2 separate regions of the Homo sapiens genome follow, and region 2 is linked to region 1. Evidence: chromatin contacts called from ENCODE Hi-C or POLR2A ChIA-PET data. All regions are on one chromosome and are shown on one strand. Each heading gives the region's core, a stretch centred on a gene start or an enhancer-like site at or near the end of the contact. The rest is flanking DNA. Distances are from core to core; before and after follow the strand shown.

Evidence for each region. A loop is a pair of places that touch in the nucleus more often than their neighbours do. ChIA-PET counts read pairs that join two places held with the same protein, here RNA polymerase II (POLR2A). Pooled maps may share reads with other maps.
Region 2: a map of naive thymus-derived CD4-positive, alpha-beta T cell shows a loop between it and region 1 (18-fold over the local background). The contact joins the promoter of MVB12A here to the promoter of ARRDC2 in region 1. A Hi-C loop is called at or near these places in 1 of 168 maps with a recorded cell type or tissue (naive thymus-derived CD4-positive, alpha-beta T cell) and 2 of 50 pooled maps. POLR2A ChIA-PET finds 5 or more read pairs at or near these places in 3 of 52 experiments (GM10248, PC-3 and activated B cell).

The regions. Positions count from the first base shown.
Region 1 is chr19:18,005,248-18,011,891 of GRCh38, forward strand. It overlaps ARRDC2 (arrestin domain containing 2), which reads left to right and starts at 2,923. Exons shown (of 8, transcript NM_015683.2): 1 at 2,923-3,337; 2 at 3,464-3,530; 3 at 3,724-3,871; 4 at 4,345-4,447; 5 at 4,536-4,792; 6 at 4,949-5,111; 7 at 5,325-5,482. The coding sequence starts at 3,064. RefSeq lists an enhancer at 2,977-3,196.
Region 2 is chr19:17,417,607-17,424,387 of GRCh38, forward strand. It overlaps MVB12A (multivesicular body subunit 12A), which reads left to right and starts at 2,441. Exons shown (of 9, transcript NM_138401.4): 1 at 2,441-2,619; 2 at 2,707-2,805; 3 at 2,932-3,028; 4 at 4,726-4,852; 5 at 5,892-6,011; 6 at 6,087-6,193; 7 at 6,400-6,461. The coding sequence starts at 2,530. It also overlaps the pseudogene HMGB3P29. RefSeq lists enhancers at 1,978-2,027, 6,247-6,772 and silencers at 2,188-2,397, 2,538-2,767.

The sequences.
Region 1 (6,644 bases), core at 1,673-4,172:
CTTAATCCATTTAACCCTGAGTGGACACAGCACATGTTTCAGAGAGCACAGGGTTGGGGGTAGGGTCACCGATCAACAGGATCACAAAGCAGAAGAATTTTTCTTAGTACAGAACAAAATGAAAAGTCTCCCATGTCTACCTCTTTCTACACAGACACGGCAACCATCCGATTTCTCAATCTTTTCCCCACCTTTCCCCCCTTTCTATTCCACAAAACCGCCATTGTCATCATGGCCCGTTCTCAATGAGCTGTTGGGTACACCTCCCAGACGGGGTGGTGGCCGGGCAGAGGGGCTCCTCACTTCCCAGTAGGGGCGGCCGGGCAGAGGTGCCCCCTCACCTCCCGGACGGGGCGGCTGGCCGGGTGGGGGGCTGACCCCCCGACCTCCCTCCCGGACGGGGCGGCTGGCCGGGCAGGGGGCTGACCCCCCCACCTCCCTCCCGGATGGGGCGGCTGGCTGGGTGGGGGGCTGACCCCCCGCCTCCCTCCCAGACGGGGCGACTGGCTTGGCGGGGGCTGACCCCCCACCTCCCTCCTGGACGGGGTGGCTGCCGGGCGGAGAAGCTCCTCACTTCCCAGACGGGGTGGCAGCCGGGCGGAGGGGCTCCTCACTTCTCAGACGGGGCGGCTGCCGGGCGGAGGGGCTCCTCACTTCTCAGACGGGGCGGCCGGGCAGAGACGCTCCTCACCTCCCAGACGGGGTCGCGGCCGGGCCGAGGCTCTCCTCACATCCCAGACGGGGCGGCGGGGCAGAGGCGCTCCCCACATCTCAGACGATGGGCGGCCGGGCAGAGACGCTCCTCACTTCGTAGATGGGATGGCGGCCGGGAAGAGGCGCTCCTCACTTCCTAGGTGGGATGGCGGCCGGGCAGAGACGCTCCTCACTTTCCAGACTGGGCAGCCAGGCAGAGGGGCTCCTCACATCCCAGACGATGGGCGGTCAGGCAGAGACGCTCCTCACTTCCCAGACGGGGTGGCGGCCGGGCAGAGGCTGCAATCTCGGCACTTTGGGAGGCCAAGGCAGGCGGCTGGGAGGTGGAGGTTGTAGCGAGCCGAGATCACGCCACTGCACTCCAGCCTGGGCACCATTGAGCACTGAGTTAACGAGACTCTGTCTGCAATCCCGGCACCTCGGGAGGCTGAGGCTGGTGGATCACTCGAGGTTAGGAGCTGGAGACCAGCCGGGCCAACACAGCGAAACCCCTTCTCCACCAAAAAAACCAGTCAGGCGTGGCGGCGCGCGCCTGCAATCGCAGGCACTCGGCAGGCTGAGACAGGAGAATCAGGCAGGGAGGTTGCAGTGAGCCGAGATGGCAGCAGCACAGTCCAGCTTCTGCTCGGCATGAGAGGGAGACCGTGGAAAGAGAGGGAGAGGGAGACCAAGGGGAGAGGGAGAGGGAGAGGGAGCTTAAAAATTGTTAAATTGTTATACATTTAAGGAAAAAACAGTGACACTGGAGGGGCGAGGCCAGTGGAGGTGCTGTGTGACCTCGGGCAGAGCCCCACCCATCTCTGGGCCTTTGGGGTCCGTCTGCGAAATGAATTGAGGGAGGCGCTGGCTCAGTAGTCCCTTCAGGGTTACCTAATCCCGCTTCTCCTCCCGGACTTAACGGCCTACTGTCTCCCCTCTAGTATCCATTGAAACCTGGCCTAAGGTCCCAGACCTTCCTTTCAACTCCAAAGACCCATCCTCCCAGGCAGCCTTCCAGGCTGATCACTGTGCCTCCAACTCCGTCGTTCCTGTTCCGATCCCCATCACGGGCTGAGGGTGACCGTGTTTGTTTATGACCGCCCCCTCCACCCACACACCTCACTGAGGTGGTGGAAGTCTCCTGAGCCAGGCTCAGAGGCGGACAGTCACGGCAGGGGATGGGTTCAGCGGCAGCGCATTACGCTGCCACGAGAGGGCGCCAGCGTCCCGCAGACGACGCAGAGGCAACTCCCGCTGGAGAAACTCCATGCGACTTTTCTTTGGGGAAACTGAAGCCCAGAGAGAGGTCACGCCGTCCCGTGGCCACACCGCAGCTGTGGACCTGGGGGTGCCCGAGCGTCCCCTGCATTCAGCTCTGTGGCGGGACGGGGGCTGAGGATGACTGGAGCAGGCACAAGGGCTGCGGGGAAGGTAGGGTTTGCCAGAGGCTGAAAATTGGGAAGGGAACATCATTTCGTAGGTACCGCTCCTGGGCGAATGCGCCGAGGCGCGACCGAGTGACGGTATGTCAAGAGCAGGTTGATGACCCGGGAGCGAGGCTCTTGGAGGAGTCCAGCTGGGGCTGCACGATGATCCATGCACAACCTTCTGAGGTCAGGACTGATTTTTACTTTCTCCCGGCTCTACAGAGGTGGAAACTGAGGCTCCAAGAGGTTGTCATTTGCCCAGAGCCACCAGCTAAGCGGGACTTGAATCAGGAAAGGGGTGCAGCAGGCACCAGTGTGGAGGGCGGTCCCACCCACCTCCTCCACTTCTCCCTTTGCATAGCGGGGGAAACAGGCCTGGAACAGTCATAGGCTCTCTGGCCCTCAACTGGGGCGAGAGTCCCCCGCCCCAAATCGGGCTGGACATGCCTCGAGTCACGTCAACGAGGGGCGGCTGGTGAGTGATTAAGCCGAGAGGCTGAAGGCTCTGCTAGGTGACCTCAGGCCTGGGCCCTGCCTCTGCACCTCTTTTTTTCCTCTTTACCCCCGGGGTCCGCGAGAGACCAGCTCTGGCAGCCTAAGGGCTTCAGTTTCTCCCCGGGGTCCGCGAGGGAAGGGGGCAGCCGGCGGTGAGCAGGGGCGTTTGTTATTTTGCTCCACGCCTGGGCAGAGCCACGCCCCTTGTCGCGCTATTGGTGGAGTCCCTTCCCGGGGCGGGGAAGAGACGGTGACCCCACCCCCCCCCGCCCTGCCGTATAAAAGCGGCGCCGACGCACGGCGCGGGGATTTTCTGCTCCGGTTGGTGAGCGCGCCTGCGCGTTGACGGCGATTTTGCGTTCTGAGGCTGCAGCGTCGGCATCTTGAGCTGCCGGTTCGCGAGTTCGAGGCCAGGTTCCGCCTGTCGTGGGTTCGCACCCCGGACGCGATGCTATTCGACAAGGTGAAAGCGTTCTCGGTGCAGTTGGACGGCGCGACCGCGGGCGTCGAGCCCGTGTTTAGCGGCGGCCAGGCCGTGGCGGGCCGGGTGCTGCTGGAGCTGTCAAGCGCCGCGCGTGTGGGTGCCCTGAGGCTGCGCGCGCGGGGCCGCGCCCACGTGCACTGGACCGAGTCGCGCAGCGCGGGCTCGAGCACGGCTTACACGCAGAGCTACAGTGAACGCGTGGAGGTCGTGAGCCACCGCGCCACGCTCCTGGCGCCAGGTACGGATGGAGGACCCCTGCTCCAACACCAGTTGTGTGCCTCCCACCACCTGGACGGCGGTACCTCCGTCAGCCCTGGGACCCCAGCGCAACCGCTCAGTCGCCTCCTTTTTCTCCTACCTGCAGATACCGGGGAGACCACGACGCTGCCTCCTGGGCGCCATGAGTTCCTGTTCAGCTTCCAGCTGCCCCCGTAAGTCCTCTGGGGTGCAGGGTTGCCCTAAGCCTGCAGCCCCTTCCAGATTGGTACCTCCAATACTGGATATCTGGGCACCTCTGAGCCCCAAGACTCTCCCCCTGGGAGGCCCCCGGAGTGTCTGTGTCTCCTTCTCCCTGCCTGCTTGTCTCTGTATCTTGTCCCCTGAAGTCCCGTCCCTCCACCCTAGGACCCTGGTGACATCCTTCGAGGGCAAACACGGTAGTGTCCGCTACTGTATCAAGGCCACCCTGCACCGGCCCTGGGTCCCAGCACGCCGGGCAAGGAAGGTGTTCACTGTCATCGAGCCTGTGGACATCAACACGCCAGCCCTGCTGGTGAGTGGCCACCCTTGGGGAGGTAGGTTGGGAGTATTGTAGGAAGGGGCCTGCCTGGCTGCTGGGCGACACCAACCAATAAGATGGAGGTCATAGGTGGGCCCTGGCAGGGAGGGAGGCAGGTGTGGGAATGCGTGTGGAATCCACTGGGATCTGCACCCATTTGCCGTGTGACTCTGGGCAAGTGTCTTGAAGCCCTCTCTGAGCCTCAGATGCCTCTTCTGTGAAATAGACCAGAGCTAGGGCTTACCAAGTGTGAATTACACACCAAACACTTGGCTTATACATTTCATTTCTGGCTTTATAAGATGGGTTGTGTTCCTGGCTCTATTTAACGGATAGTTCCTGGATTGTTAAAAAGAAACCAAGCCCTGCCCAAAGTCCTCCCTCAGCTGGGGGTGGTTTGGAAGCTCCACAGCGACTGTGGTTTGCACAAAGTGACTCATCCATGTCACTTTCCTCTACACCGACAGGCACCTCAAGCGGGGGCTCGGGAAAAGGTTGCCCGATCCTGGTACTGTAACCGTGGCCTAGTCTCCCTTTCGGCCAAGATCGACCGCAAGGGCTACACCCCAGGTAGCAGGCGGACCGGACTGGGTTGGGACGGGGGCTGGTGTTGGGGTTGCAGGAGGGGAAACTGAGGCCCCACTGCTCCTTGCTGCAGGAGAGGTCATCCCTGTCTTTGCCGAGATCGACAACGGCTCCACACGTCCTGTGCTGCCTCGGGCAGCCGTGGTGCAGACACAGACGTTCATGGCCCGAGGCGCCCGAAAGCAGAAACGGGCAGTGGTGGCCAGCCTCGCGGGCGAGCCGGTGGGCCCCGGGCAGCGGGCGCTGTGGCAGGGCCGGGCACTGCGGATCCCCCCAGTGGGTCCTTCCATCCTGCACTGCCGCGTTCTACACGTGGACTACGCACTCAAGGTAGGGCATCCTGCTGGCCCTGGGGGACAGTGCCTACATTCACCCTGTATTCCCTCAGACTGGGGGAAGCTGAGGCCTCAGTCTCCCCAGGCATAGGAGGGAGGTGGGGGTTGGGGAGGCTGCCTGGGCACCCTCCCTTATGGTTCCTTCCTCCAGGTCTGTGTGGATATCCCAGGAACGTCCAAGCTGCTGCTGGAGCTGCCACTGGTGATCGGCACCATTCCCTTGCACCCTTTTGGCAGCCGTTCCTCCAGCGTGGGCAGCCACGCCAGCTTCCTGCTGGACTGGAGGCTGGGGGCCTTGCCGGAGCGGCCTGAGGGTAAGCTCCCACCCTGCTTGCATGCAGAGGGTGGGTGGATACACGGAGAGGTGGATGCCGGGTCAACTCTCTCACCACGAGTCCCCCGGAATCCCAACCAAAGGACATACAGCCTGGCAGCCCCAGAGCTGGCACAAGCCAGCTCCTGGCCCCTGGTCCCTTGGAGCAGGGCTCTCTCCTGCCAACCTCACCCACCCTGTCTCTCGCTTCCAGCTCCTCCTGAGTACTCGGAGGTGGTAGCCGACACTGAGGAGGCAGCCTTGGGGCAGAGCCCCTTCCCGCTTCCGCAGGACCCCGACATGAGCCTTGAAGGCCCGTTCTTCGCCTACATCCAAGAGTTCCGCTACCGCCCGCCACCCCTGTACTCTGAGGTGAGCTCAGGGGTCTGAGAACCACCCATGCCTCTCTGGGCCCTGGGAGCCTTGATGGGGTGGCAGACATAGTAGATGGGTTTTTTTTGTTTTTTTGTTTTTTTAGACAGGGTCTTGCTCTGTCACCCAGGCTGGAGTGCAGTGGCATAATCATAGCTCACTGCAGCCTCGACCTCCCGGGCTCAAGCAATCCTTTCGCCTCAGCCTCTTGAGTAGCTGGGACTACAGGCACACGCCACCACATCCTGCTAATTTTTGTGTTTTGTTTTGTTTTGCTTTGCTTTTTGAGATGGAGTTTCAGTCTTGTCACCCAGGCTGGAGTGCAATGGTGCGATCTCAGCTCACTTCAACTTCCGCATCCCTGGTAGAGCGATTCTCCTGCCTCAGCCTTCCGAGTAGCTGGGATTACAGGTGTTAGCCACCACACGTGGCTAATTTTTGTATTTTTAGTAGAGACGGGGTTTCACCATGTTGGTCAGGCTGGTCTTGAACTCCTGACCTCAGGTGATGGCCTGCCTCGGCATCCCAAAGTGCTGGGATTATATGCGTGAGCTACCACGCCCGGCCAATTTTTGTATTTTTTGTAGAAATGTGGTCTCACTGTGTTGCCCAGGCTGGTCTTGAACTCCTGGGCTCAAATGATCCTCCCATCTTGGCCTCCCCAAAGTGCTGGGATTACAGGCGTCAGCCACTGTGCCCGGCTGGCAGAGGATTTTAATTGTTGACAGAATTTCGCTACATACAGTCGGCCCTCTGCGTTAGCTGGTTTGGAATCTGCAGATTCAACCAAACATGGGTCAGAGACATTTGAAAAATAAATACATACATGGATAATACAGATTAAAAATATGATAGGCTGGGTGCGGTGGCTCATGCCTGTAATCCCAGCACTTTGAGAGGCCAAGATGGGAGGACTGCTTGAGGCCAGAAGTATAAGACCAACCTGGGTAACATAGCAAGACCCCCATCTCTACTGCAAATAATACAAAATTACCCAGGCTTGGTGGAGCCCATCTATGATTGGGAGGCTGAGGCAGGAGGATCGCTTGAGCCCAGGAGTTTGAGGCTGCAGTGAGCAATGATTGTGCTACTACATACTCCAGTCTGGGAGACAAAACAAGACCTCATCTCAATACTACTACTAATAGTAATAATGCAGTAT
Region 2 (6,781 bases), core at 1,191-3,690, 590 kb before region 1:
AAAAAATAAATAAATAAATAAATAAATTTTAAAAAATAAAATAAATAAATTAAATAAAATAAAAAATAAGAGTCCAGACGGTGGCCTTTTGGGGACATTAGGCTCTTTCTTCTTGCTTCCCCTTTAGCTGCTCTATAATCCTTCATTTCCCGATCCTAGTGTACTTTATCCGCCTTTGCCATTTCATCAAATTTGGACTTCTCTTTCACTGACACTGTCTTCCAACTCTCAGAATATTTCTTGGAAAATTCTGCAAAATTGACAGGGACCTCTGGGTTTTTCTTCTTCTTCTTCCTTTTTTTTTTTTTGAGATGGAGTTTCACTCTGTCGCCCAGGCTGGAGTGCAGTGGCACGATCTCCGCTCACTGCAACTTTCTCCTCCCAGGTTCAAGCGATTCTCCTGCCTCAGGCTCCCGAGTAGCTGGGACTATAGGCGCCTGCCACCATGCCCAGATAATTTTTGTATTTTTAGTAGAGACGGGGTTTCACCATGTTGGCCAGGATGGTCTCAATTTATTGACCTCATGATCCGCCTGCCTTGGCCTCCCAAAGTGCTGGGATTACAGGCGTGAGTCACTGTGCCAGGCCGGTTTTTCTTCTTATGTTCTTCTCTGTACATCTGCACAAAAAAACTATAAGCAGACATTTTGCCCTTTGGTTTCTTGGGGTCACCATTAGCCATCCTGACTGTATTGTTTGCTAGTCTGGGCAGCGCAGGACACTTGTTCGCTATTTTTCTAAACTTTTCCCCCAATGGGTGTAAAAAAGCATATTATTATTATTATTATTATTATTATTATTATTGAGACGAGTTTCGCTCTTGTTGCCTAAGCTGGAGTGCAATGGCGCGATCTCAGCTCATTGCAACCTCCACCTCCCGGGTTCCAGTGATTCTCCTGCCTCAGCCCCCTTAGTAGCTGGGATTCCAGACGCGCACCACCACGCCTGGATAGTTTTTTGTACTTTTAGTAGAAACGGGGTTTCACCATGTTAGGCTGGTCTCAAACTCCTGACCTCAGATGATCCGCCCGCCTCGGCCTCCCAAAGTGCTGGGATTACAGGTGTGAACCACTGTGCCCGGCTTAAAAGCATATTATTATAGTAAATACTTTTTTTCCCTTTCTTTCTTTCATTTTAAACACTGGGGTCTCCTTATGTTGTCCAGGCTAGATTCAAACTCCTGGACTCAAGCGATCCTCCCACCTCAGCCTCCCTGTTACCCTGTTGCCATGACAGCCCTGATAAAATAACTGGGAAAGTTCTCTTTCTTATTGTAAGTCCAAAAAAAAAAAAAAAAAAGGCACAGCTGCTTAAAGATTGCAGACAGCCAGGGATGTCCCCAGACCTTCTTGACCCCTGACCAGATACCAGAGGAAGATAAGATCCCTAAATCACCACAAACTGGAACAGACGACCTCTAGTCGACTTTAGATCATCAATATATAATTATAATGCTAAAATTCCTTCTCTTAAAAGAAAATCTCCATTTTGTGTAGATGGGTTGTATGAAGACAACCCAGGAATTGAGGCTCATGAATTGAGCCTGCGTGTCTGGAGTCCCACCCTGCACATGCTAGCATTCCTCTCCCTTCCTGTACCCAGGGGAAGAAACAATAAAACGTTATGCTTTTTACTGTTGAGGGAGAAGGGGCAGTTAGAGTGAGAGCCTCTCCTTCTCCATTCCTGGCCAGTGAATAAAACCTGATTGCCTTTTCCGATTGGATGTTCCTTCTTTGCCACCTACACAAAGTGGGGAGGTAACTCGGTTTGCTGGTGGCATCCTCAGTAGCTGGGACTACAGGCAATAAATTCTTTTATACGTCGCTTTTTAAACGTATTGTGCCTGTGAACAAATCTTCAAGTTATACCCAAGATTTCAAAGCTCATGATGGTCCATAGTACTCGCTCTTTAAATCAATAGCTGCGTATCCCACAGATGATTTCCTTTGGGATGATTTCCCAGAACTGGAATTGCAGATTCTTCACAATGCATTTTTAGTAGAGAAGGGGTTTCACCACGTTGGCCAGGAGGGTCTCGATCTCTTGACCTCATGATCCGCCCGCCTCCGCCTCCCAAAGTGCCGGGATTACAGGCGTCAGCCACTGCGCGCGGCCACAAAGCTCCCAACTTTTCCGTTAAGCACCGAGCTTTTTTCTAGACTAGCAGCTGAGGCCGGAAGGAATTCTGGGGAACGTAGTGCAGACTTGCAGAGAACGAGTCTCTTGGTCCTGTGCCGTAGCATTTCCGGCGGAAGTTGCTGGGCGCGGAAAGCCGGCAAGACCTTTTTTTCCGCCATCATCGCTCACGCGCGCAACCCTGGCGACGCGTGGTGGCGAGGCTCCGCCTCCCCACGCCATTGGCCAGCAGCTCCTCGGGCACGCGTATACTGCGCTTCCGGGCAATCTCCGCCCCCCCCCCCCGCATGGCCTTCTGGGAGTTGTAGTTCGGTCGCGAGCGCTGCCGTCGGGAGGCGCTCCGAGGTTCGAGGCTGTGCCCCGCGACCCCGCCTTCGGCGCTCGGCTCGCAGGATGGATCCCGTACCCGGGACAGACTCGGCGCCGCTGGCTGGCCTGGCCTGGTCGTCGGCCTCTGCACCCCCGCCGCGGGGGTTCAGCGCGGTGAGCGGCGTCGAGGGGCGGGGGTCGAATGGGGGAGGCAGTCGCTGTGGGGTGGGAGTCCGGCGCTGACCCGCGTCCTCCCGGTAGATCTCCTGCACCGTCGAGGGGGCACCCGCCAGCTTTGGCAAGAGCTTCGCGCAGAAATCTGGCTACTTCCTGTGCCTTAGTTCTCTGGGCAGCCTAGAGGTAAGAGGTGCCCACCTTCGGAACCACCAGGGTCTGCCCACCTCCCCTGCCCATTCACGGTGCCCTATGCCAGGTGCGCTGTCCCCGCTGCTAGCCACCCTCGCCGTGTCCCCCTTCCACCCCCAGAACCCGCAGGAGAACGTGGTGGCCGATATCCAGATCGTGGTGGACAAGAGCCCCCTGCCGCTGGGCTTCTCCCCCGTCTGCGACCCCATGGATTCCAGTAAGGGCTGCTTCGGAGGCGAGAGTTGTCCGGGTCCCTTGCAGGGAGGAGCGGGGGAGGAGGGACGACGGGCGCGCGGTATCTGAGCCTCGGCTGCCCCCTGGCACACGGGGTGATGACAGGGTTGGCTGAGGACTCAGAGCCCTGCCCTAGGGTGGACCGACATCCCCTGTCCTGATTCAAAATGTGTGATATGATTGGCACAGCCTGCATCCTCGAGTTAAGTGTTCAGTCCACGCCACCTGTTTCACTACTGTTGTGCTACTTGTGTCTTTTTACACCATAGCCAAGCAAAACCACTGCGCAGTTTTCTTTTTCATTTCCAGGCTTTGCACACGCCGCTTCCTCTGCCTGGGGCACTTTTTCTCTCCTTTTTGTAGCTCATTCTCCGTCCTCCGTCAGATGTCACCTTCACCCTTCCCTACCCCTCCTCTTCTGGGCCCACAACCCTAGTGCAGCCCTCCCAGCCCCACCTGAACTTTCCCACCCTTTCTTGTCATTTTTATTTGACTCAGGCTATATTCATTCATACTAGAGTTGGCAAACCTTTTTTTTTTTTTTTTTCTTCAGACGGAGTTTCGCTCTTGTTGCCCAGGCTGGAGTGCAATGGCGCGATCTCAGCTCACCACAACCTCCGACTCCCGGGTTCAAGCGATTCTCCTGCCTCATCCTCCAGAGTAGCTGGGATTACAGGCATGCGCCACCACGCCTGGCTAATTTTGTATTTTTAGTAGAGACGGGGTTTCTCCATGTTGGTCAGGCTGGTTTCGAACTCGTGACCTCAGGTGATCCACCTGCCTGGGCCTCCCAAAGTGCTGGGATTACAGGCGTGAGCCACCGCACCCGGCCAAACTTTTTTTCTTTATTTTTTCTTAGAGTTGGCAAACTTTTATGTAAAGGGCCTTATAGTAAATATTTTAGGCTTTACAGGGCAGATGATGTGTTTTGCATATTCAATTTTTTTACAATTCCTTAAAAATGTAAAAATCACTCTTAACACATCAGCTGTATGAAACCAGGCCTTAGGCTTGGTGTGGTGGTTCACACCTGTAATCCCAGCACTTTGGGAGCCTGAGGCGGGCAGATCACCTGAGGTCAGGAGTTCCAGACCAGCCTGGCCAACATGGTGAAACCCTGTCTCTACTAAAAATACAAAATTAGCTGGGCATGGTGGTGGGCGCCTGTAGTCCCAGCTACTTGGGAGGCTGAGGCAAGAGAATTGTTTGAACCTGGGAGGCGGAGGTTGGAGTGAGCTGAGATTGCGCCATTGCACTCCAGCCTGGGCGACAGAGTGAGACTCTGTCTCAAAAAGAAAAGAAAAGAAAACAGACCTTGAGCCAGATTTGGCTCATGGGTGCTAGTTGTCCAACCTCTATAGGATTAGAGGGCTCATGGAAAGTAAGTTTTGAGGGCCACGATGGGCACCCAGCTCTGTCCGATTCCACAGCTAGCCACCCCATGAATGCAGCTTCATATCACCAAAGATCAGCCTACTCCAGCGGTTCCTAAAGGCTGCATGGAATCCCCTCCTTCATCTATACCATTCATGATTTAACCACTCCTCCCACCCCCATCCCCAATGTTGTCCATGTGGCTGCCTTAAACAGCACCCTGGCGAGCCTCATCCTAGAGTCATCTTTGGGCCTTCCCACCCCTGCCTGGCTTCCCTCTCTCACTCCCCTACCCCCCACTCCCAGAGGCCTCTGTGTCCAAGAAGAAACGCATGTGTGTGAAGCTGTTGCCCCTGGGAGCCACGGACACGGCTGTGTTTGATGTCCGGCTGAGTGGGAAGACCAAGACAGTGCCTGGATACCTTCGAATAGGGTAGGGCCACCCCCCAGTGTCTAGCCACCTTCCCTGCCCTCCCAACTCATGATCTCACCAATCTGACCCTCAAGGACACCCCTGAGGTCTCCTGTTCCTTCTTCTACCTTCTGAGCCTCAGATTCTGCATGTTAAAACCGGGACATATATATCATCTTGTAGGACTGTCATTAGGAGTCAGTGACTTGGTGTCTAAAGTAGACATAACAGGACTGGGCGCGGTGGCTCACGCCTGTAATCCCAGCACTTTGGGAGGCTGAGGCGGGCCGATCACAAGGTCAGGAGATCGAGACCATCCTGACTAACATGTTGAAACCCCATCTCTACTGAAAATACAAAAAATTAGCCGGGTATGGTGGCACACGCCTGTAGTCCCAGCTACTTGGGAGGCTGAGGCAGGAAAATCACTTGAACCTGGAAGGCGGAGGTTGCAGTGAGTTGAGATCGCGCCACTGCACTCCAGTCTGGGGCGACAGAGCGAGACTCCGTCTCAAAAATAAAATAAAATAAATAAAAATAAAGTAGACAGAACGGTGATTTGAACCCAGCAGTATTAGTTTGGTGTGGTGCTTCGGGTGTGGGTCAAGATGCTGAAACAAAAATCCCCCAAAAGACTGGGCACGGTGGCTCACGCCTGTAGTCCCAGCACTTTGGAAGGCCAAGGCGGGCGGATCACCTGAGGTCAGGAGTTCGAGACCAGCCTGGCCAACATGGTGAAACTCCGTTTCTACTTAAAAAAAAAAAAAAAAAAAAAAAATTAGCTGGGCATGGTTGCCTGTAATCCCAGCTAATCCAGAGGCTGAGGCAGGAGAATCGTTTGAACCTGGGAGGTGGAGATTGCAGTGAGTCTAGATTGCGCCATTGCACTCCAGCCTGGGCAACATGAGCGAAACTCCGTCCCCAAAAAAAAAAAAAAAAAAAATTCCCCCAAAAGACAGAGGTCACCTGCATGCCCGGGTCCCCCGCCTTCTCCAGGGGCTATCCTCAACCCTGGCCCCACACCGGGCCAGCATCCCTCCCACCTTCCCTCCTGGTCCAGGGACATGGGCGGCTTTGCCATCTGGTGCAAGAAGGCCAAGGCCCCGAGGCCAGTGCCCAAGCCCCGAGGTCTCAGCCGGGACATGCAGGGCCTCTCTCTGGATGCAGCCAGCCAGCCAAGGTGAGTCCTCAGGCACCGGAGTGGGGGTGGCCGTTGTGGGAGGATGAGGCTTAACCTGAGTCATCCCACCTCCAGTAAGGGCGGCCTCCTGGAGCGGACAGCGTCAAGGCTGGGCTCTCGGGCATCCACTCTGCGGAGGAATGACTCCATCTACGAGGCCTCCAGCCTCTATGGCATCTCAGGTGAGCACAGAGTGGGGAAACTGAGGCGTGGAAGTGGAGGGTGTGACTGTCTTGAGATTACACAACCAGGAAGGATCTTCCTACTTCCCTCTCCCAACTCTGGATTCTGTAAAGACTGAAGGAGCCAGGCTGTGCGGGTTGGGCCTCTGTGGGTGGGGTGGGCAGTTCCCTACACCTCACCTCCTCCCCTCGCACGTGTTTTTCAGCCATGGATGGGGTTCCCTTCACACTCCACCCACGATTTGAGGGCAAGAGCTGCAGCCCCCTGGTGAGTCGGGGTCTCAGGGAGCCTGGGTCTGCGCCTGCCATCACCATTCTGGGTGCCAGGACATCCCTGTATCCAGTGCCCCAGCACAGAGGGCCACATCCTGGGTTGGGGCTGGAGTGTGTCACCTCCAGGTGGCAGCTGGAAGGTCTTCAGTCTTAGAATGGGGAGGGATCCATCCAGAGAAAGCAGCTGGACACCAGTAGCTAGAGGCTGTGACAAGAAGGGGGAGGGATGCTGGGCATGGTGGCTCACGACTGTGATCCCAGCACTTTGGGAGACCAAGGCAGGTGGATCACTTGAGGCCAGGAGATCGAGACCAG